3 separate regions of the Homo sapiens genome follow, and all the other regions are linked to region 1. A link is a loop called in an ENCODE intact Hi-C map of the cell type or tissue named here. Cell type or tissue: sigmoid colon. All regions are shown on one strand. Links, peaks and the distances in the headings refer to the core of each region. The heading gives the core; the rest is flanking DNA.

What was found. Hi-C counts contacts between places; a loop is a spot of excess contacts. Peaks named below come from ENCODE experiments on the same cell type or tissue, not always from the same donor. Only the 100,000 strongest peaks of a DNase experiment are listed, where the experiment ranks them.
Region 2: it touches region 1 in a loop (3-fold over the local background); 3 of 110 quality-filtered maps call a loop at or near these places.
Region 3: a loop joins it to region 1, with 2.3 times the contacts of the local background. A loop is called at or near these places in 2 of 110 quality-filtered maps.

What each region holds. Positions count from the first base shown.
Region 1 is chr13:26,419,630-26,427,728 of GRCh38, forward strand. No RefSeq gene overlaps it. Among named protein-coding and RNA genes, the nearest start is that of WASF3, 130 kb to the right of the region's middle. RefSeq lists an enhancer at 4,863-5,388. In sigmoid colon, for the core only: no CTCF peak of the experiment used is centred there; DNase peaks (open chromatin) are centred at 4,262, 4,842 and 6,362; H3K4me3 peaks cover 857 bases; H3K27ac peaks cover 4 bases.
Region 2 is chr13:26,483,832-26,491,930 of GRCh38, forward strand. No RefSeq gene overlaps it. Among named protein-coding and RNA genes, the nearest start is that of WASF3, 70 kb to the right of the region's middle. RefSeq lists an enhancer at 1,681-2,192. In sigmoid colon, for the core only: no CTCF peak of the experiment used is centred there; DNase peaks (open chromatin) are centred at 2,110 and 2,890.
Region 3 is chr13:26,323,659-26,331,757 of GRCh38, forward strand. The region is part of intron 1 of CDK8 (cyclin dependent kinase 8); the gene reads left to right. Among named protein-coding and RNA genes, the nearest start is that of CDK8, 74 kb to the left of the region's middle. In sigmoid colon, for the core only: no CTCF peak of the experiment used is centred there; no DNase peak of the experiment used is centred there.

The DNA of each region.
Region 1 (8,099 bases), core at 1,472-6,471:
CATTTTTGTCTTATTTTAAGAAATTTCCTCAACTACCCCAGTCTTCAGCAACCACCATCCCAATCAGTCAGCAGCCATTAATATCAAGGCAAGATTCTCCATCAGCAAAAAGATTCTGACTTGCTGAAGACTCAGATGAATGTTAGCATTTTTTAAACAATAAAGTCTTTTTAAATTAAGGTAGATACATTGCTTTTTTAGGCATAATGCTATTAAACACTTAATAGACTACAGTATAGTGTAAGCATAATTTCTTTTTTTTAGAGATGGGGTCTCACTGTGTTGCCTAGGCTGGAGTGCAGTGGTGCGATCATAGCCCACTGCAACCTGGAACTCCTGGGCTCAAGCAGTCCTCTCACCTCAGCCTCATAAGTAGCTAGGACTACAGGTGTGTGCCACCATGCCCAGCTATTCTTTTTTTCTTAGAGATGGGGTCTCACTATGTTGCCTGGGCTGGTCTAGAACTCCCGGCCTCCAACAATCCTCCTGCCTCGGCCTGTAAGCCTAACTTGTATATGCATTGGGAAACCAAGCAATTCATGTGACTGACTTTATTGTGTTATTTGCTTTATTGCAGTTGTCTGGAACCAAACCCACAATATCTCCAAGGTGTATCTGAATATGGAGCAGTGGCTTTTCAAACATCCTTATCTCCAACTTCTAGTATCTCTGTTATTTTTGGATCCAGGTTTATTGATTGATTTTTCTTCCATTTAGGAGTCATATTTTTCTTCTTCTTTGTATGCCTGGTAATTTTTTATTGGATGCTGAGCATCATTAATTTGCTGTGTTGGTTGCTGTATCTTGTTATGTTTGTTTAGTGCTGGATTTTGTTATGGCACACTGTTAAATCACTTGGAGTCAGCTGTATCCTTTTGATGCTTGCTCTTAAGCCTAATGTGTCAGGTCCAGAATAACTTTTAGTCCAGGGCTAATGAAGCCCCACTGCTACAGAAACATTCTTCTGAGAATTCTGGCAGATGCCCCAGCTACAACTCTTCACTGGTAGAAACACGGACTATTCTCAGCCTTGTTTGAACTCTAGGAATTGTTCTGCCTACTCTTTTTCAGGATTCTTTGTCTGACCTCAGATAGTTTCTTGTCACGCATACACAGATCAGTACTCAAAGGCTGGACAGAACCCGCTGTGTGTTTCCAGAGCCATGTCCACTTCCCTGCCGTAGCTCCCTCTTTCCCAACACACCTTTTCTTAAATTCCAGCCACCTTAGCTTTGATCTGTTCAACACACAAAGACCACTGGGTTTTATTTGGATTTTCCTCTCTGCACTGCAGCCTGCCAGCTGCTTTTAAGTGGTAAGCTCAGGCAATAATAAAACACACATTGCTTCTCAGGAATCACAATACTGTGCTGCCTTTTGTTTGGTGTCTGAAAAACGTTTTTAAATACATTTTGTCCAATTTTCTAATTGTTTAAGGGGGTAGGGTAAATCAGGTCCCATTACTCCCTCTTGGCTGGCAGTAGGAGTTACAGCTGGTGACCATTTGTTAAATGGGTGCAAACTTGAAGCTGGCTCACAAATTTCTTAGCATTGAGGTACACCTGAGTTTGATCCTGATAAGACAATCAATGCATTGTCCTGAAATTTATGAACATGATATCCATAATTGCCCAATATTTTGTCCGAATATTTTTGGACCATGCTCAAACCACTAAGCAGTCTGGTATATAATGTGAGCCTTTGCTTTCCCAATGAGGAGATTGATAAAAGAAAGAAGAAAAAAATACATCTCCTTTAAGGGCTGGAGACAGAATGCTTAAATATCTACATTGCAGTGTTCAAGTAAGTTACAAATATATAAAATTACACACTAGATCAACTAATACATTATTTTAAAGGATTGCCTTTTCCCACTCTTGCTGAATCACTGAAATGATTCTATTTAAATTCTCATATGCATTTTTGACTTTAATAATTTATTTTTCATTGCTATCATCTGAGTTATCTAAAACATCATCTTTGTGCCATCGAAGTTGCTTGAGCTTCAGCACTATCTGACTTTCTATGTATGTTGCTGGACATTTTACCCAGGCGGCAAGTGTGCATTCACGTTTCAGGAAACAGCTAGTTGTGTCGTTTTTTTTTTTTTTTTTTTCCATTTGGCAGTCACCATATGCAAGACATTTACTGTGTGGCTTGGTAAGTAATTTTTTTTTTTTTTTTTTTTTTTTGAGACGGAGTCTTGCTCTGTCACCCAGGCTGGAGTGCAGTGGCGCGATCTTGGCTCACGGCCACCTCTGCCTTCCAGGTTCAAGCAATTCTCTGCCTCAGCCTCCTGAGTAGCTGGGATTACAGGTGCCCGCCACCATGCCTGGCTAATTTTTTTTTGTATTTTTAGTAGAGATGGGGTTTCACCATCTTGGCCAGGCTGGTCTTGAACTCCTGACCTCGTGATCCACCCGCCTTGGCCTCCCAAAGTGCTGGGATTACAGGCATGAACCACCGCGCCCGGCCTTGTAAGTGATTTTAATAAGGCTTGTTTCCAATACAATACATCCAACAAATTGTAATTGAGTGTATTCCACCCCCAAGAATAATTCCTGAATACTAAACCTGTTCAATGTCTTGTTCTCTTTTTCAAACCATCTGTTCCATCAGATGACCACTATATTCATCCAAAACTAGCATTTCAAGGTTAGTTTAGACTAGGGTTGCATGATAATATCCAGGGAGCCTGGTTAAATTTGAATTTTAGATAAACAACAAAAATGTTTTGGTATAATTACGTCCCAAATATTGCACAGAACATACCTATACTACAAAAAAAGGTAGTTTATCCGAAATTTAAATTTAACTAAGCAACCTGTGTTTTTATTTGCTAAAACTGGTAACCATATTTTTTTAAATCACTGTGTCTTCCTCAACTAACCAATTTGTAACCTATTCATAACCAATCCATTTATAAGATATTGCTTGTCACTGATTTCCCCTATTTTGAATAATAATGAGAGAAAAAATTTACTTTTTATTTAGGGATATATAGTAATTTTTACTGTCACTTTCTTGCAAAGGATGTAATACCATAAGCACTCTTGAATATATTTGGAAGTATTTTTCCTGAGAGGTAGCAATTAATTCAGGGAACGAAATATTAGAAGATTGGTTTTACCAGTTCTCTATGCTATGAAAGCACACATTACGAATTAAAACATGGTATTCATTAACACAAGTTTGAACTAGGTAAGTATGTTCATTTCTCTTTCCACATTTTCAGAATTATGCCTCCGATTCTTTTGGCATACCAGCGTGTTTCAAAGGCAAATGTCATCTTTATCACGACCACCCTGCCTACACAGATTGTGGGTTTCCTAGGCCACACGTACCAGGAAAGTCATTTAAATGGCACATTGTAGTATCTAGGAAGAAATGTTCCTTTCCCTTTGGTTGAATTGACTGTTAAGCGGGGGGAAAATACCCAGAAATCTCAAGGACTGAATTTCTTCATAAAACTAAACATGTCTCCATTTATTCTTAGGCATGGTGACTCTAATACTTTCATTTTCCCCTTCTGTATTATTTAGAAAGAGTAATTCAATTTCCCCAATACTTCAGAATCCTGATGGAGTGTCAGATCTTCAATAACTTAACTTGTTCTGTCATTTTATTAAATTAGGGAAAAAAATAACCATTTGCTACTTTTGATTGCATTTTAGAATCTATAAGAAAGTGCTAAGTTTCTCTGTGGCTCCTGCGTGTCCTCAGTTAATATCAAATTGTCCCCAGCTTGAATCATTTCCCATGATTCAGAAAATCATTTTTCTTCTGCCCCTAAGGATACAAATTGGAAATAAAGTGATAAAACTTGGAAGAAATGCAATAAAACATCCCTAGGAAGCTTGAGAATCTTAGATGAAGCAGTTGGTGAGTTTAAGATCTTGCCCAGATGTGCTGAAAATATCCTTTCCACACAGTAAAAATATTCACTGCCTTCTTAAATTCAGTGACGTTTTTCTTTTTCTTTCTTTCTTTTTTTTTCTTTTTCTTTTCCTTTTTTTTTTTTTTTTTTTTGACAGAAAGGCAGCTGCTGTTCTTGCTGGCAGATGATAGCACTGGTTCCAAGGAAATCAGAATGCTTGCTGCCTTTGAGGCTGATGCAATGGGGAGGTCTAGCAACTTCTTTATACCCTGGCTTAAAAGGACTTTCTCCCAACACATTCCTATCCCTAAAGAACATCCCTGCTTTCCTTTCCAGGGCATTTCTTTCTCTCCAAGCCAGCCAGACGGTTCTCTGCCAGGGCCCATAGCCCTGCACTGACATTAACCAGAGCTGAGTCCGCCCTGCAGTCCTGCTCCTCTCTCACATTCAGTACTCGTTTTTACAGGAAAGAAAAGCTCATGTGTGCTAAGTCAAGCATTTTTAAAAAGAAAAAGGAGTTTGAAAGATTCATTTCACAAATGCTATTTCCTTTGCACTTGTTCCACCCGCCCCCCGCCCACAATTCTTAAGGGCAGGTGCACCAGAAACCATGATGTTTATGGCATTCTCTCTCATCCAGTAACTCCCAAACCAAACTGAAAAGATGCCAGACAGTCTTCCCTGTATACCATGGTTTCTTTCAGGGTTTTTGATACTGAATGAGAAAATGATGATGTGTGGGTTAGAGTCAGACTGAAACTGGGCCATCGGCTCCTTGTCTGAGGAAATGTCGTGTCCTGGCGGAGGGAGCGTGGAACCGCTTTCTGGCCTGAGCTGGGCTCTTGGGACAGAGTTGGCAAATGGCTTCACTTCTCTGGGTCTCAGATTTTCCCTCATGAAGTAGGAGGAATGGGGAGCACTAGATGGAAGCAGGCAGATAACTTCTGGAGCTGAGGCTGGCGTCCGCCTAGGGCCCCGGGCCCCACCCGCACGGGTAAGCTGAGCCTCTGAGGGGGTCTGCGATGGGACTCACATGAGCCACACAACACCCCCGTTCTCCTGCCGATATCCGCCCACACTCTGGGAGCTCCTGGGGGCAGGAACAGCCTTATATCTCCCCCCACCCCCAACAGCACCAGGCACATCTCTGTTGTCTATAAGGTGTCGATCTAACATATCCACAGCCTAGCCCCTGTTGTAGGAGTAAGGATATCAGGGGTAGGATACCTACCACACTGTGTCCTAGCAGCCTGGTTGCTCATCTGTCTTTCCAATTACTCTCATCTCCAGAAGCTAGCATGGTGCCTAGCTCTGGGTGCCATTCAGTAAGTTCCACAAAGACCAAGAATGAGCTCCTATACTTAGGAAGTTTCTGCTGCGTACCAGCCACCATCTCACCATTTCATTTAATGCAACAATCCTAGGACATCAACTCTATGATTGTTCCCACTTTCCAGATGAGAAGCCCGGTGCTTAAGAGGTTCACATTGTGCCTATGATGCACAGCTTTTGAGCAGAGCCAGGATGCAAATCAGGCCCATCAGCCTCTAGAATGTGCACCTTCACCCCCACAGTGAGGGAATGAAGCTGCCTTGTTCCATTAAGGTGATGGAGGGAGGATGGAGGAGCAGAGAGACCGCAAGAAGCCAGGGGCCTGACAGGCACCTATGCCCTGGAAGCCTGATTCACCTCTGGACTTTCAAGTTACACAAGCAGGTAAATGTCTTTATCCTTTAAGCCATTTTTGACTGACTTTTGACTGTTTGCAACAAAAGCACCAGCAAGCTGGATATGAGATTCCTCATCCACCACTACCTCCTCTGCTTACAGATTATTTATAGATGTGCTTCTTTTCTGGAGAAAAATATTCTTTAATGAAATTTTCATTGATATTTATCTTACACTACTCGGAAATCAAACCATATCAGTAGATTACTTTAATCATCAGTAGATGATTAAAAAGGCACTCACATGCCTTTTTGTTTTTGTGATTTTTTTTCATCTTTTAACTTCTGTGTTTATTTCATGCTCCTAAGAGTTTATGAAAGTCTCCCACTCCACATCAACACAGAGGTAACATTTATTTCTCAGTGGTGCATTCCAAGAATAGTCTGTGTTTGCAAAGCCCTCTTACGCTCATTTCTGAGCTCATTTATTTATTTAAGAGCTGCACAATCCCAGCCTTGTCCTGTAGTGGAAAGAGATTCTACCACGTTCAGATAGCAATGACTGGTTTAGAAATGATTTGTCTTAGTCCAAGCCAAAGTCTCTTCTGCATCCTTGATTATGTCTAAATGATGCTCTTATCCTTAAACAGAACCCACTTTCTTAGTCCACCAGGAAGCACTTGATTTATTTACCAGCTCCAGGGAAGGGAGGAAGCAGCCGTCCAAAGGGTAATCACACAGCCAGGTGAGCTGCCACTGAGCTGTGGCCCGGGAGAAAATGGTTTTAAGTGCTGAACGGGTTTGGTGTCGTGCCAGCCTGCTTGCTAAGGAACTCGCTCAGTCCTGCCTGGGAAATTAGATGGGCAGGCAAGTAAGTATTCAGAACGCTTCCAAAGGGGGACACAGGCAGCTGTCATTGTCCTGGCCACGGGAGACAGTCACAAGGGGACAGTGCTCACAGCACATGTGACCTGGAGAAGAGAGACCCAGGAGAGTGCAGTTGTTCACAGCAATCCAGCCCTCAAGGGTAGAGAGCCTGAGGCTCCTCCTGGATCCATAAAGAACTGGTTTCCCTAATGAGTGGCTTGGATGATTCATTTAAGGGACAAGTACAGCCAGTGAACAAGATGGAAGCACCAGATGTCTTAAGGCAGACAGATATCTTGATTGAGTCTCCATAGGACAGATGACCACCCTGGCCCATCAGGTCCTGAGATGCCACACCCCAGCTATGTGGATTAAGGGGGCACTTTCCCTGAGAGTTGGCCAGAGCTCTAAAAAGAATTCCAGGTACAGATGCAAGATTACAAATTAATAGGACAGCTCTTAAAACTTCATTCATTCACTGAAGCCTGCTATGCACCAGACAACATGTTGGGTTCCAGGGACGCAATGAGAGAGAGAGAGTTGGGCAAGTTGGGGAGAGTGTGTGTGTTGCAAGCCTAATGACAATTTAAGTATGCTAACCTAGCTCCTTATTCAAAGGCATGTTATAATTCCTCTCCTAAAATGAAAATGTTCTGATTTAAAGCTATCCCTCTATTTAATACTTAAACACTGGAGGGTTCAAGAAATAGGCTGACCTGAGGGTTTAGGAAGCCTCAGAGTAGCTGGATTCAGCTTTTGAGACTCCCTGAATGGGATTCTACAGATGCAGGACCAGGGCCCACACCATCCCCTGAGTGACAGGGCAGCCACAAGCATCCTCCACTTCCCTAGCTCCAACACCACTTCCTGACTTGCTCCATGTGAATCTCTACCACTCACTGTGACATGTCCTGCAAAGTCCATTTGCGGCCACAGGGTCCACCCACTTCTCTGTGGATGAAAGAGGGTGGGGATTCCTGGAGGAATTAGGGTATCAGGCCTCTCCAGAGCTGCAGCTTGCAAACAAGAAGCAAAATAGACGAGAGATCAGGTAGCAGAGGGAGTGAAGGAAGTGACATGAATGGCTGGAATCATTCCTAGTCTCCACTCCAAAGATCTGCATTCTCTGGTGGGTCCAAGAGTCTGTATTTTTAACTCCTGGGTGATTCTGATGCAGCAAGTCTTGGGATCCTCAGGCCTGAATGTCCCACAAGCCAGAAAATTAGCCCCTGAATCCCAGTTGCTTTTACATAAAGTAAGAAAGTATGTGGATGGCCACTGGGACAGAAAGGTAGAAAGAGTTTCTGTGGGGCCCCAGGATCACTGAGTTCTAGTCCTGGCTCTACCCATACTGATAATATCGACCCAGTTGTCAACACCTCTGACTTCAGTTTTCTTACCTTTGAAGTAAGAAAATTGGGTAAAATAATCTCTAATCAAACTGAGAAAAAAGACACTAATTAGTTACACAAAAACCTATGAAAGTGTAAAACTCATGGATAAAATTAAGCACAGAGCATGGTGGCATGTACCTGTAGTCCTACCTATTCAGGAGGCTAAGGATTGCTTCAAGCCAGGGGGTCAAGACCAGACTGGATAATGTAGTGAGACACCATCTCTAAGGAAGAAAGAAAAGAAAAGAAAAGAGAAAGGAAAGGAAAAGAAAAAGAAAAAGAAGCACACAGTCA
Region 2 (8,099 bases), core at 990-5,989, 64 kb after region 1:
ATTGTCAAATATCTCTTGGGGGACAAAATCGCTCCCAGCTTGAGGACTACTGAGCTACATAGATTAGATTGGTCACATTGTTGCCATCAAGCAGACCCACAATTCCAACCCTGTACCCTCTCCTGGGTCCAGCACCCTCAGTCCAGCCCTCCTGACTGGTCTACACTGTCTGCACCCTCATTTTTAACCCATTAGAAACTCACTTAGCTTTACTTAGAAAAACTAAAATCAGCAACTTTCTATGTAAACTAATAAAATATTTTCAATTAGTGCAGAAAACGAAGGCTCTTAAGGCTGGGGTCATTGCAAATAAGATGCCAATACTTTAGAAGGCAGCAGTGAGAGTTCCTGGAGTCTCCTCAGGCTGAGATCACTGTGGTGAAGGGTCCCTAGCAGGCCTCAGCAGGGCTCAGGTCCCTGGCTGTCCACCTCACCTCAGGCAGCTGGTCTGTGTTCTCTCTGCTCCTTCTCAAGTGCTGGTGAGGTCTGAGGGTCTGGGCCTTCGAAAAGTGCTGCTTTTCCTGAGTCTGGCTCAAGCCTCAGAGCTTGCAAAACCCATACTGGGAGTGAGAGCCTCTCCCCTCCCGTGACACCCTCTGCTCCCTCCCACTGGGGCACAGTATGGATGATCACACGTGGGTTTCTGCACGCTCCTCCTTCATTGGGTGAATACCATGTACCAGTCATGCTTGACATAGATGAGCCCCGTGAACAGGTGTGCGTCCCCTCAGAGGGGGGTGTCATGATGAATTCTGGTTTATGAATGAGGAGCAGGCGTTCAGGCACCTGTGCCCGTGGTCACAGGTGAGTCCCGATCTGCCTCTGGACTCATTGCTTCAGCATCTCTGCACCCACTGGGCAGTTAATGACACCTGCCTGGTCAGCCACCTTGTGTGATCTACCTGATCCAATGACAGGCTCCATAGGGCAGGAGCCATGGTCTAGAAGGCCGCGAGTATCTGCCAAGGCACTGATGATGTATGTAGCCCCGTGGATTGACTTAGTGGTTTCTCTCCTCTCTGCTGGGAAGGTATGTACTTTGCCTCTTGAAAAATCATCAGGGGGCCGGGTGTGGTGGCTCACGCCTGTAATCCCAGCACTTTGGGAGGCCAAGGCGGGCAGATCACGAAGTCAGGAGATGGAGACCATCCTGGCTAACATGGTGAAACCCCGTCTCTACTAAAAATACAAAAAATTAGCCAGGCATGGTTGCAGGCACCTGTAGTCCCAGCTACTCCAGAGGCAGAGGCAGGAGAATGGCGTGAACCTGGGAGGTGGAGCTTGCAGTGAGCCGTGATCGCGCCACTGTACTCCAGCCTGGGCAGCAGAGTGAGACTCCGGCTCAAAAAAAAAAAAAAAAAGAAAAAAAGAAAAAAAGAAAAATCATCAGGGAACTAGGGACTTAGTGTCTTTGTGCCTGCTCATGGAAAGGGCTGTTATTAATGTCACAATCATGCAGTCACATCTATGGAGATGACCCTTCTCCTGGGAAAGCCATGGAAGTCTTTGTTTGTCAGGAACCTGTGTGGCTTTCTTACTGTTTAGTGGACAAAATGGAAGCAGCACTTAAAATCTCATGCTGGAGATTTCATCCCTCTATTGTTTGGGATACAGAGAGTCTGTGTAACACACACATATCAAGAGGGAAGCTGGGCACCAGTCAGAATTGACGACGGGCCAGAAATCAGCAGGCTGAAGAGAAAACAAATATGGCTTCAATGAAAAACAGAAAGAACTGAGAATCAGATGCGAAAGCGCTGAAACCAGCACAGTGTGCGGTACTGTGGCGGCTAAAGGGGATGGGAAACGGGTCACAGGCCTCAGGGTTTCCCCCTGTACAATGGACACACTGCTATTGCCAACTGAGTGAGCTAGCTTTTGTAAGTAGCTTGAAATATTCATACCTAAACGTTATTTCTGTCCTCTGTCATCTGTCTTTTCGCTGTTACTCTTTTCTGGAGCCCAAAAGGGCCTTTTACCTTGTTTGTGCCCCAAAACGAGGAGTGTGCAGAAACCCACATGTGATCATCCATCCTGTGCCACAGTGGGAGGGAGCAGGGGATGTCACGGGAGGGGGAGAGGCTCTCACTCCCAGCATGAGTCTCACGCGCTCTGAGGCTTGAGCCAGACTCAGGAAAGGCAGCACTTTTCAAAGGCCAGGGCCCTCAGACCTCACCAGCACTTCAGAAGGAACAGAGAGAACAGGGACCGGCTGCCCGAGGCAAGGTGGACAGTCGGCGACCTGGGCCCTGCCGAGGCCTGCTAGGGACCCTTCACCACAGTGACCTCTGCCTGAGGAGACTCCAGGAACCCCCACTGCTGGCTTCTAAAGTATTGGCATCTTATTTGCAGTGACCTTCCATGTGTGTTGCCTGCCCGGGTTAATAGCCTTAAGAGCCTTCGTTTTCTGCACTGTTTAAAAATATTTTATTAGTTTACATAGAAAGTTGCTTACTTTACTCAGCTTTCTAATTCTTTAAGATCTGAGGCCTCTAGTTTACAACTTGATCCATTTTTAACCACCTTAATTTCCTTCCTGTTGTTGTCTAGAATTTTTCCCTTAACGTTTTGTCTTCTATCTTTAAAATTTTCCTCATTCCTTTTAGTGTGACTTATAAATCATTTTAGTTTCCTGAAGCTGACACCCTTTTATCATCCACATCTTAATTTTTACTTACCTGAATACATTTATTCGTAAAAACAAATTACTACCCTTTTATATCTCCTTCTCACATTTTGTTCGTCTTAATCTCTTTACTTGTTGCTGTTCCTTTTAGTTTCTTAGTTGGGTTAATATCTGCTTTCTTTTTTGGCTCTGGCTTGTAAGAGACAGGCAAGATGTGTGTGTCCCAGACGAGAGGATGGGGAGGGAGTGCAGGCTGGGAGTGCGGGCCAGGGACAGGGATCTCTAGCTGCAGCCAACTGTGCTCTGGCTCTGCTTTACACAGCTTCCATCCTCTTAGCCACAATCTTAATCTATGAGGACCGAGGTGCTGGTGCTCCTCCCCAGCGTGGTGACTATTAACCAGGGCAGGCGGCACACTTGAATTCATTCATTTAACAGATACCTGGTGCCACTGTGGGAACAAGGTGCCTCCCTCCCTGGCTTGTTCTGGTGGTGGCCAGACAAAAGCAAGCTTCCAGAGGTGATGGGAACCAGAAAGGACATTTAATAAAATTTAATAAAACATGAGACACAGGCCAAAGAGAGATGAAGTGAATAGCAGGAGGTTAGTGGACTTAGCAGAGAAGGTGGCAGAGCCCTGATCCTGATTTCTCTCTGTCTAAAGATAGGCAGAGTCCCTTCTGCATCAGCTGATGATGCCTGGGGACAGAGAACCAGGGAAGGTCTGAGGCAGGAGGCCTCAAGGACTTTGCAAGGAGCTTTGCTCTTTGTGCTTCTATGATGAACACTCATAACCATTTATTTCCCTTTGCTCTTCTGTTGTTTGTCTGTTTGGATCCATGGGACTTCTGGAAATAAAAATTGTTGGAAAATTCCATTTAGAAAGAATGACCAGAATGGTGTTGATGTGCCACTTGTATACTAACCACTTCCCCTTGTCAGGCACGAAAACATGAAAATCACATACAAACAAGCACAAGAAAGGGTCTATGCCACCTGGAGTGATCGGACAGTGGGGAGGCCGTGGACGGCCCCTGCTTCCTCAGGATGAGAGGTGGGCCACATTCTGCCCTCTCCTCTCATGCGGAGGTCAGTGCAGCGATCCTGCAAGAACAGGAAGGGACACGAGACCACACGAGGTTGGAGCAGCCATAAAGCAGAAAACCTCTCTCTCTTTGTGAGCACGTGTTGTAGGGTGGTTAGCCTAGAGAGGTAAGCCCCAAGAGTGTCATAACTATTCAGCAAGCTTCGTGGAACGGTGAGCATCCTTGGCCATCCCAGGAGTCTCCCTCCACCTGCAGGACCTCTGGCGCCTTAGCTGGGCAGGAATGTGTTTCCGGAAGTCCACCTTCAGATCCTTGGTTGGAGCTACAAAGCCAAGCAAGGGTCTGTCTACACGATGGCCCCAATGGGCAAACAAGGCAAGATGTCCCCCAAGTGGGCAAGGCCTGCCACAACCTGGGAAGCCAGCCAGCCGCTGGAATCTAGCCCGATCCCCTTCTTCAGCAAAAAAGTCAGACAAGGCTGGCCAGGCCAGCAGGCGACTCCAGGCGTGGGCTGGGAGGGAACAGGCTTGTCAGAGGGGGAAGGTCAGAAGACAAGCAGGGAGCAGTGATGACAGGCCCCCGTAAACCGCACAGGTGGCCCAGCTCCTTCCAGGGCCCAGGACAGAACTGATGAGGGCGACGCTCCACCCGGACCTCCATGCAGTGCCTCTGGTTTGACTTTAGGAAGAGAACGAGGGCTAAGTCTCCTGTGAGGTCTCCAGGGAAGGAGGCCATATAGAGGATGCAGAGGCAGGGCCCTGAGACCTTTTCTGAAGGGACCCTGCCTCCTCTCCCTCCTTGCAAGGCCACTAGAGGGTTCTCATGGGGTGGGGTCTTCTGCAGAGGATGGGGGAGAAGTCAGGTGGGACTCTCCCTCTTGCTTCAGCATTCACACAAATACTGGACCCCGTGGCTGGCCCCTCTGGAATGCTCAGCGCCTTGGAGAAAGGGGCGCCTGCGGCATCTTCCCGTCCTAAGTCTCACCTCCTCTGGCAAGGGTGTCACACTTCCAGTGGCCTCCCAATCGCCTTTTCTCAATTGGTCCCATTACATCCACATTTAGCTTAAGCGAATTCAACTGTAGGTGCTCAAAGAAAACTTTAAACGAAAAACAATGTAAATAAAGTGTGTGATTCTGCCAGCCCTTCCCCGCAATAAGCATATGCCCCAGAGAGCGGATCTGCCAACGTTTGCATCCAATTCTGAGCCTCTCCGAGGTGCGAGCATCTCGCACACCAGTGTTTAGAGTGACAATACATCTTTTTCATACAACATGACCTCGAAATGCAAGCCAAGCCGATTGCTTCCTCTGGTGCTCAGCCACAGAGACGGCCATCTGTCCCAATGCTGCAGGAAAACTGGCTGCGTTGTGTTTACTAGAGGCTGTGTTTCAGACACCAGCCTCTGATCTCCCTGGAGAATTCTTTTCTCCCAAGGTAATTTTGGTTAGACTTGATTTTCTCCTTAATGTTGACTTGAGAATCTACCTAACTGCTGTCTGAAATGCAACTCCACTCTGGCTCTTTTCCTACTAAGCTGCGAGCTCCTTGAAAGGTGGGCCATGTCTGCTTCATGTTTCCAATCCCAGCACATGCCTGGCACACAGTAGACATGGTGCCATGGAGGAATGAAGAGGCCAGAGCCTCCCTGAGGATAGGTTCCTGGCCATTCTCACTCATTTCCCTAAGGGTGGGCAGATTGAGATCTCCGAGGATGATTTGATTCCATTTCAGATCGGGATGAAGATGATGCAGCTCCTATCTATCTCTGCTGTTTTCGCCCACGATACCTTCTCATCTTTCTTTGGAGGGTCCCTGACAATTTTCTTCTGGTGGCCACTGCTGAGCAGCTGACACACACAGGGACTGCTCCATGCTGTCAACTCTTGCTTTTCGTAAGAACTTCTCCCTGGCACATAATAGGTAAGTGCTCAATAAACACACATTGAATGTTGAGTGAACAAATGAATAGAGAAATACCTAGTCTACCAGGTAACTACTCCTTAAGCTCTTTCCCTTTGATTTTCAGGCTCTTGCTAATATACAGCCCACTCTTCCCAGGAACAGCCTTTAGTAGAGTTTCCTAAGCACAGTGTGTGAATGTTACTTCTGAATTTATTCCTTCATCTCCTGATTTGGGTTCCTCCCAGCAGGGCGAATGGTAACCCTTAGATGGCTACAATGATGACACTGTGTTTGCCTCTATTCTATACATCCCATGATGGAAATAATTGTCTCTGTAAATCTGAACACCATGGACCACGATGGCCTCTCCTCCAATTGATCTGGACCGGAGGGCTTTTTGTCCAAAGCTCTGTCTCCTGGAGATTGTTATGTTAATTTCAATAGAAACCGCTTCATCGGCATCAGGTTCAATTTCATGTGACTCAGCTGGCCACCCTTTAGTTCCCTAAACTTGGATGCCATTGGAATCACATGGGGAGACCTAACTAGGTCTCGTTCCTGAGACCTAACCTAAGAGATCCTGCTTCGATTGGTCTGTGGTAGGGCCCAGGCTTTGGTGTATTGTAAGAGCGCCCCAGGAAATTCTAACAGGTGTCCAGGTTCAAAGAACCATTTCACCTAATCACTTCTCTCTGCCACTCTCTGGAAGATTGGATCACACCTTTCTTCCCTACCTTCCCTTTCCAAATGCTAACTCCCCAAGAGAGGATTGCCCCATCCTCCCAGCACCACGTGGACACACCAGCACTTGTACCCAAGTGCTCTGTCCTGGATCCCACCTCAATGCCAGCTTAAGCCTAAGTGGGGCTTCTCTCCCACTCTTGATCACTGTCTCTTGCCTGCACCATTCATTTCTCCTTCTGTACTGAATCCCTCTCCAACAGTGCAATAGGACCTCCTGTTTAAAATACTACGTCCTGCCGAGCACAGTGGCTCACACCTGTAATCCCAGCACTTTGGAGGCCGAGGCAAGTGGATCACTTGAGGTCAGGAATTTGAGACCAGCCTGGCCAACATGGTGAAACCCTGTCTGTACTAAAAATACAAAAATTAGCTAGCTGGGTGTGGTGGCACATGCCTGTAGTCCCAGCTACTCAGGAGGCTGAAGCAGAAGAATCCCTTGAACCCAGGAGGTGGAGGTTGGAGCGAGCCGAGATCGCGCCATTGCACTCCAGCCTGGGTGACAGAACGAGACTCTGTCTCAAACAAAAACAAAAAAACCCCACTATGTCCTAGTCACCACCTCCCTCCAGCCATGCCCCGACTCTCTGCTCCCTTCCATGCCAGTCTCCTCTCTTCTAGGCAGCTGGCTGCACTCTCACTGTCCACATCCTTGTCTGCCCTTCTGTTTGTCAGCTTTTCATCTCAGTATTGCTCTTGTCAAGGTCACCAGCCCTGACCTCTATCTAGCCACATCCAACGGTCACTTCTCACCTGCATCTCATAGACCACTGGTGCTGTTTATTCTCTTGGCTTTCAGGTTCCACACTCTCATCTCTCATTTGCCTCATTGGATACTGGTCTTAGGCTCTTTTGCTGGATCCTCCTTCTCTTCTTAACCTCTAAACATTTGAAAGCCCTAGGCTCAGTCTTGGCTGTGTTCCCTGCTCTCCTCTACCTGCACATGCGTTAGAAGTGCTCCTGCCCAGCCCCAGAGGTTCAACACCGTCTATTTCTGAGCTATACAGTATGGCAGCTGCCAGCCACACGTGGCTACTGAGCACTTGAAATGAGGCTGGTCCAACTGAGATGTGCTGTCACTGTGAAAACACACCCAATGGTGACAACTTAATATGGGAAGATAATGTAAAATAGTAATGTTTTTGTATTAATTACATGCTGAAGTGATAACATTTTCGGCTAAGTAGAATATGTTAAAATTGATGTCTTTCGATTCTTTCTACTTTTTTAAAACAGGGCTGCTGGAAATTTTTAGATTATCTCTAGTCTATACGGTGATGACGCCTACATTTTCTAACTCTAGCCTCTGGTCTCTAGGTTTTAGAATGTTGTACTAATCAGGGTTCTCCAGAGAAACAGAACTAATAGTGTGTGTGCATGTACGTGTGTGTGCGTCCGTGTGTGTGTGTGTGTGTGTGTGTGTGTGTAGAGGTTTATTCTAGGTAATTGGTCCATGTGATTATAGGGGTTGGCACATCTGAAATTTGAAGGGCAGGCTGGCAGCCTGCAGACTCAGGAAAGAGGTGATGTTGCTGGAGTCTGGAGGGAGACTGCTGGCAGAATTCCTTCTTCCATGGGAGACCTCGGTCATTTTCTCTTAAGGCCTTCAACTAATCTGATCGGATAAGGCCCATTCGTTTTACAGAGGATCATCTAATTTACTCAAAATCTATTGACTTAAATGTTTATCTCATCTTTAAACAATTACCTTCACAGCCACATCCAGATTGGTGTTTGACCAAATATCTGGGCACCGTAACCCAGCCAGGTTGACATGTAAAA
Region 3 (8,099 bases), core at 1,729-6,728, 96 kb before region 1:
TCCATGAAAATATAGTTTTGAGTGTGGTTTTAAATTTTTATATAAGGAATTCTGTAGTGTAAATCTCATTCCTTTAAATAAAATTTTTCTACTCACGTATATGCACGTTCAGCTTGTGACTTTTGACCATGTATTCTCTTTAAATGTGTCTTTAAGTGCATATACCACAGGTTATCTATTTCCAGTGTTTGCCTCTGCAAAGATGGTACTTTTTGCAGCTATATGAAACCTTTCCTGTGGTGTATAATCAGCAGAGGCATTGGCTGTCATAGGAAATACACATGCTGTACTTAATCACTATGCCAGACTGGTCCCTAACATGTTTGTACCAGTTTGTACTCTTAGTAGCAAGGCCTGTGGAATAGTAACCATTCCTCCATATCCTTACCAATTTAAATGAGAACCATTAAGTAATGTTAAATATTAGTGTTTAAAGGATCCTAGAAATAATTGATACAGAGTGCAAGAGTGAGAAGGTATATTAATTTCTTTAAATAGAAAAGTTTGTGGTCAGATATTTTTGTTTATAAACTCAGGCATTTGTTTATAACCTCAAACATTGTGTTGCTAATGGTGCAATAAAGACTCTCCATGTGAGGCAGAGTTGTAATGATTTTAGATCTCATCTTATTTTTTCAACAACTAGCATTCATAAAATATTTACAGTTAGTATTGTTGACGGGGTAGAAAGTAGCTTTGATTTGGTGACTATATTACTAAAAAGATAGAAATGTTAGAAAGTCGATTAAGGAGACAAAGACATTTTTAGGATGTCTTATTAGCACATCACTCTTGAGTACTTATTTATAGTAACACTTGGAGTATAACATGAACACTTCAGAAATGTTCAGGTGCATTCACATGCCTGAATGTAATAGTACTTTTAAGAAAAATATGTTTCAGGCCAAGTAGAAATAAATTAGGCAGATCTATGAAATAGCAGGAAATACTAACCATTTGAGTGCAAAAGTATTCGTGTACATTAATTTCTGTTTTTAGGGTTGCCCATATCTTCTAGCATGAGTGTTAAGGAGAAAAGAATGATTATAAATGATCAATGTCAAAATATGATTCTTGAAGATCCAATAAGTTTAAATTTTTTTTTCTTAATAGAGTTGTTAAGGCAAATGACTTTGGGAAGATAATTTAAGAAAGACTGATTGGTAAGTAATTTAATGGAAAACCTCCACATTCTAGTTCTGATAATGTACTGTAATTTTATAACTGAAACAGACAAGAAAAGACCAAGTGTTTCTTTCAGCCTCCAAGACAAATATTTTTTTAAGCTCTGCTGTTTCTCCAAACAAGGTAAAGATGAATTTGAAGTATAAACCTGGCTTGAATTTCATGAGATAATGCAGAGGAGAGGTATTCATTGCTAGGTTTACAAGAAGGCTTGCAACTTCTTGGAGCTTGGCATCTGGAGCTGCCAGGAAACTTGAAAGTAATTCCTGTTGAATCTGTCTTGTTCAGTGCCATATCTCAGAGATTATAACAGTGCCAAGCACAGGAACTTCCCCCAAATTGCTAGGAAATTCCCACAAATCTAGAATTAATAGTTCTAATAATCTTTTGAATAAACTTACATCATTAACTAAAAAGTTACCTAGTATATTTCATTTGTCAGAATGATCAAAAAAGCAGTATGTGTTAATATGGCAAGGGACCTTAAACAAAATGTAGCATAACTAGCTAGAAAGTGCTCTTTCAGGTTTTACCTCATTTAAAAGAAAGTGTTGTTTAATTTGCTTTGATGCATTGTAATCTTGTGTAAGATTATTGGGCATGATAAATGATAAATGCCACCAGGAGTGCACCTGTAGCCAAAACTTATTAGCCTGCTCTAGCAAGCGAGAGCTCACGCCAGATGAAGTATGAGGTATCTCGGTAAGAAAAGAGCAAGTTCTTTATAGGGATTTGGCTTGGGCTGAATGATTCTAAGGAAAGACTAGGGGAAGTAGAACAGATCTGGATTGGATATTGTCATGAAGGGAGGTCAGTTTGGGAATTAGGTGCTTCAGTATTCCGTTTGGGAGGAGTGAAGCAGGGCTGGGTTCTCTTGGTACTGGCCGTGCTACCGATCTGTTAGGGAAATAATAATATGATTATCAGTGGGGTTCATTTCACTTTCTCATTCCCTCCTTTTGGCCAGATTCAGGGTATTCAGATCATTGTTCAATGAAATACAGATCTTTACCATTGTTAGGAGATAGGAGATTATTAAGACAACCTCATCTGTTGTTGGACTGAAGTCAGTTCTTCATGTATACCTTTTGTTATTGTTTTAAGGTTAGCTGTTGAGTCATCTGAACGAAAAATGGCTGTACACATTTAAGGTTCTGGAGGTCACATTTGAGTAATTTAACACTGACAAATGCTGAGAGATTATTAACAGAGTTTGTATTCTACTTCTAAGCCAAGAGCCTTTGTCCCTAAGTGTGGTTTTGGTGTTGACAAAAACTTTCCTAAGTATGACATCATAGGGGTATCTGTCCTGTTTACTATTTTTAGTTTACTATTTAAAGAGTTGCTTAGTAGTTAAATGTAATTGCCCAGGAACTAGAGTAAGCTGAGTTGCACCCAAAAGAAAGTGGCTACAATCTCAACCATTGGTTTGATTGCATATTTTAGTTAAATCACGAGCAAATTGTACCCTGACAATAGACTCATACAGACAGTGACTAGGGATGCACAAAGCAATATTATGGGTAAGGTCTTATAGGTATCGTTGTTGGAGTTAACAAGTGCCTGTTAACAATTCAGAAATTTAAACCAAAGGAAAGACAATAGCTTGGACACAAAATAAGAGCATACAAATTAAAGCATGATAATTTATGGTTCTGGCCATCTAGATCTTTGTTCCATGGGTCCTGAGTAGAAGCTGTCTCTTTCGTTCCTTTTGATCCAGAAGTCTTGGGTAGAAGCTATATCTGTCTCTAAGATCATCTTCTTCTGGAAGATTCTTAAGAATCTTTAGTTTGAGGTCTCTGGCTGGGACAGACCTTTAGTAATTTGAGGATCTGTTGCGATGCTATAATTCAGAGCCAATGTGTTTTACTGCTGCATTAGTTGTTAACAGAATCTGGCAAAGTCATTGGAGTGTGTTCAAGTGCAGTCTCTGTCTAATGATGCTTCAAAAATAGCCAGACACCTAATCTACGGCCATATACAGCTGATAGTTGTTTCCATCAATGATAAGATTCAGCAGCCCTGGAAAGTTATTATCTTAACTAGAATTAATAGAATGGAAAAGAATGGATCATCTAGTGGCATACAATACACAGATTCAGTCAGTAATTATGCAGGGGATTAGACATATTATGAATAGTGAGGAATCTGACAAATCTACGTGGCCCTTTAGTTTCTATCATCAAGTGTACCTTGATTGTCCATGATTAATAAGGATACTGAAATCTAGAAACAAAAATCAATTTGAAGTAGTTATTGTACCAGTTTTTGTATATGAGCATGAGTTTGCCTTTTTTCAACTTAAAGTACATAACCATTGAGGATATATTCATTAATATTTTATTTGCATATAATTGATTTATACAGCCCAAATTTCTCTTGTGATTTACCAAATAAATTAATTTATCAATAAGAATTTTTATAATTTTGAATTAAATAACATTGTAGGAATGTTGACCAAATCTAATTATTTCTATTATCCTTCCTTTTTTAAGGTAAAGGAATAAATCTTTATGTTACCTCCTGGCCATTCCAGAAAATTTAAGGATGTTTTAGGCGTAAAATACGTTTTATTAGCTTTGTTATTCTGAATTTGGGACCTAAGTCTAGAAGGGTTTTAAATGATACAATTGTTAACCTGAGTCATGATACCCAAGGTAAGAAATAGTTCTAGGCAGTTTTTGAAAATAAAGCAAGAACAACCAGGTGCGGTGGCTCATGCCTGTAATCCCGGAACTTTGGGAGGCTGAGGCAGGTGGATCACCTGAGGTCAGGAGTTCGAGACCAGCCTGGACAACATGGTTAAACCCTGTCTCTACTACAGATACAAAAATTAGCTGGGTGTGGTGGTGGGTGCTTGTAATCCCAGCTACTCAGGAGGCAGAGGCAGGAGAATCGCTTGAACCCGGGAGGTGGAGGTTACAGTGAGCCGAGATTGCGCCACTGCACTCCAGCCTGGGTGACAGAGCCAGACTTTGTCTCAAACAAAAATAAAAAGAAAGAAAATAATGCAAGAACAATAATTGTTAGGACCTTTAATTGTTTTAAATAATGAAATTTTATTAAAAATGATTTAAAATATGGCTAAGGCCCAAGAACATATATTTAAGAGCTGTCTTTTTTTTTTTTTTTAACTTTTGCTTTCTTTCCCTAGTTGGAAATACTGTGGTCACTAAAAATACCAAAGATACCACACCAAAGCAACTTAGGCTGTTCATTTAACATCTCTAAAGCATTCGGACCAAACTGGTTTATTATCTTGCACAGCCACTAAGATTTTATGTCATAGTCCAGCATTCTCACTGACCTTTCCCCCTTAATAATCATCATACCTCAGCATGCAATGGCAGTTGTTTATGATCTTACACATTATCACATATTTAAGATAATTAAATCTTAGACCTACACATTAGCCTTTAGGTAATTCACAGTTCTTACTATATAACTAAACACAGTGATTATGATTATTTCAGCTGTTTTGTTTTCCTTAAAGCATGTCTTTTTCCATGAAAGAAGTAGTGTACTGCTTTACAATCTGGTGCAAGCTCCTTGATCTGGTTGACTGTTCCAGAATATTTTCCTATCTTTGCAACTGAAAATTTAATTCTCCAGAACAGGCTCCTAAACCCTAAACCACAGAGCTTAAACCCTAAACCACATCTGTTGACAATGTAATCAGTATATAACAATTTTATACAATGCAGAGCTAGTCTAGAACTTCTAGCTTGCAAAACTCATTTTGAGAGGACCAAAGGTCTCCTGATTACTGATCCCTTTCTAAGTGATTTGTTACCCATCCCCACTGGAAGCTTGTAAAATGTAAAATGTACTGTTTGTCTCCACTTTTCTGAAATATGTAGATATTGTGTCTTGGGATAGGCCTATTTTCATTTATTTGGGATGGGAATTTGGTAGACCCTTCCAGTTTTGGAAATTATGTCTTTCAATTTGGAAGTTTTCTTGAATTGCTTGAATTGCTCCTCCAATTTTCCTATTTTTCTTTTGCCCCTCTCTCACTTTGTCTCCTGCTATTCTGTTCTAGGATATCTCCTCCACTTTGTCTTCCATTCAGCCATTTCTACTTCTAGCATATTTTATAGTCTCAATTCTCTGCCATTGCATGATTTTGCTGTGTAAGTCTAATTGGTTCTTGGCTTTCTTCACTGTCAACTTCTGATTTTGTTTTCTTGGATCCTCTTAATCAGCTATTTTTTGTCCATTTGCTTTCTAGTTTCCACATTTTTATGCTATCTTCAGTCTCAGTTTTTATACTTATCGTCCTTATGTCTTTTAAAAATTCCCTTTACCATAGTTTAAATAGAGTTTTAGGAAGCAGTGTAGTTTGATTTGTGTGCTCCATACTCTCTTTTACCAAAACACTGCTCAGTTTTTTAACCAATCCTTTGCGGCCATTTTATATTTTCATCTTACTCCTCCCATCTCTTAAAGGTGAATTTTCATCATGGTCCCATCCTCTTATTTTTGGTTTTCTTACACAACACATTTTCCCTCAGCTTTATTTTTTTAATATAATATTTTCTTCTTAACTTATTTTGGACACTCTACATACCTCTTTTGAGACAGGTGCCATAAAATACCCCCATCTTACCTTGCCTATTTCTGTTTTTTTTTTTTTGTTTTTTTTTTGTTTGTTTTGTTTTGTTTTTGTTTTTGAGACAGAATTTTGCACTTGTCGCCCAGGCTGGAGTGCAGTGGCAGGATCTTGGCTCACTGCAACCTCCGCCTCCCGGGTTCAAGTGATTCTCCTGCCTCAGCCTCCCAAGTAGCTGGGATTACAGGCACCCACCACCATGCCTGGCTAAATTTTTGTATTTTTTGTACAGACGGGGTTTTGCCACGTTGGGCAGGCTGGTCTCAAACTCCTGACCTCAGGTGATCCGCCCACCTCGGCCTCCCAAAGTGCTGGGATTACAAGCCTGAGCCACTGCACCCGGCCGCCTATTTCTAAAATCTCATCTGTCCTCAGGGCTGTCACCGGTAGCCATTTATTTTGTGGTATGTTTAGTGATATTAAACTACTTGCTGCTAGTCTTTACTATTCTCTGAGCATGGCAGACCCTTTCCATGCTTCTGTAGTTTTGTATATACTGTTTCCACTTCCTGGGGTGTCTCATGTAACTACTGATTTATTTCCCCAGGGCCTCCCTCTCTTCCTGACAAACTTCTTAAGTCTTTTTGTGTGTGTGCGTGCCCAAATTTATGAGTTACATGAGAACATTTGTTACATGTATATAATACATAGTGATCAAATCAGGGAATTCTGGATGTCTATCATCCGACTACAGTACTTTTTTGTTAACTGTAGTCATCCCACTCTGCTGTCAAATGTTGAATTTATTTCATTTATTTATTTTTTTTATGAGACAGAGTCTCTGTCGCCTAGGCTGGAGTGCAGTGGCACAATCTCAGCTTGCTGCAACCTCCGTCTCCTGGGTTCGAGTGATCCTCCTGCTTCGGCCTCCCTAGTAGCTGGGACTACAGCTGTGCACCACCATGCCTGACTAATTTTGTGTTTTTAGTGGAGGCAGGGTTTCACCATGTTGGCCAGGCTGGCCTCAAACTCCTGACCTCAAGTGATCTGCCCGCCTTTCCCTCCCCAAGTGCTGGGATTACAGGCGTGAGCTACCACGCCCGGCTGAATTTATTCCTTTTATCTTACTGTATGTTTATACCCTTTAACCACTTTTCATTCACCCTTTTGCCTCCCACTTAACCTTCCCAGTCTCTCTGTTATCTGTTTTTCCACTCTTCCTTCACGTGTTCACATTTTTTTTTTTAGCTCCCACAGGTTAAGTGAGAACGTGCAATATTTGTCTTTTCGCGTCTGGCTTATTTTGCTTAAGCTATTTCCACCATGTTGACCTCCAGTTTCGTCCATGTTGCTGCAAATGACATGATTTCCTTCTTTGTGTGTGTGTGGTTGAATAGTATTCTATAGTGTATATATACCACATTTTCTTTATCCATTCATCTGTTGATGGACACTTAGGTTTATGTCTGTCTTTGGTATTGTGAATAGTGCTGCCATAAGCATGTGAGTGCAGGTATCATTTTGATACATTTGTTTCTTTTTGTTTTAGTGGATACCCAGTAGTGGGATTGCTGGATTGAATGGTATTTCGATTTTTAGCTTTTTGAGAAATTGCCATGCCATTTTCTATAGTGGCTGTACTAGTTTACATTCCCAGCCACCATGTGTAAGAGGAGTTCCCTTTTCTCTGTGTCCACACCAACATCTGTTATCTTTTGTCTTTTTAATGAATGCCATCCTCACCGGGGTAAGATGGTATCTCATTGTGGTTTTTATTTGCATTTCTCTGATGATTAGTGATATTGAGCATTTTTTTCATATACCTGTTGGATCTTTGTATGTCTTCTTTTGAAATGTATCTATTCATGTCCTTTGCCCACTTTTCAATGAGATTATTTGGTTTTCTCCTGTTGGGCTGTTTGAGTTCCTTTTATATTGTGGATATTAGTCCCCTCAGATGAATAGTTTGCAAATATTTTCTTCCATTCAACAGGCTGTCTCTTCACTATGTTATTTCTTTTGCTGTGCAGAAGCTTTTTTGTGTAATAAAGTCTCATTGTCTGTTTTTGGTTTTGTTGCCTGTGCTTTTGAGGTCTTAGTTATAAATTCTTTGCCTAGATCTTCTGCATGTGGCTATCTAGTTTTCCCAGCATCATTTATTAAAGAGGGTGTCCTTTTCCCTGATACAAGTTTTTGTCAGCTTTGTCAAAGATAAGTTGGCTATAAATATGTAGCTTTATTGCTGAGTTCTTCATTCTGCTCCATTGGGTTACTTATCTGTTTTTCTACCAATACCATGCTGTTTTGGTTATAGCCTTGTAATGTGTTTTGAAGTCAGGTAATGTGATGCCTCCAGCTA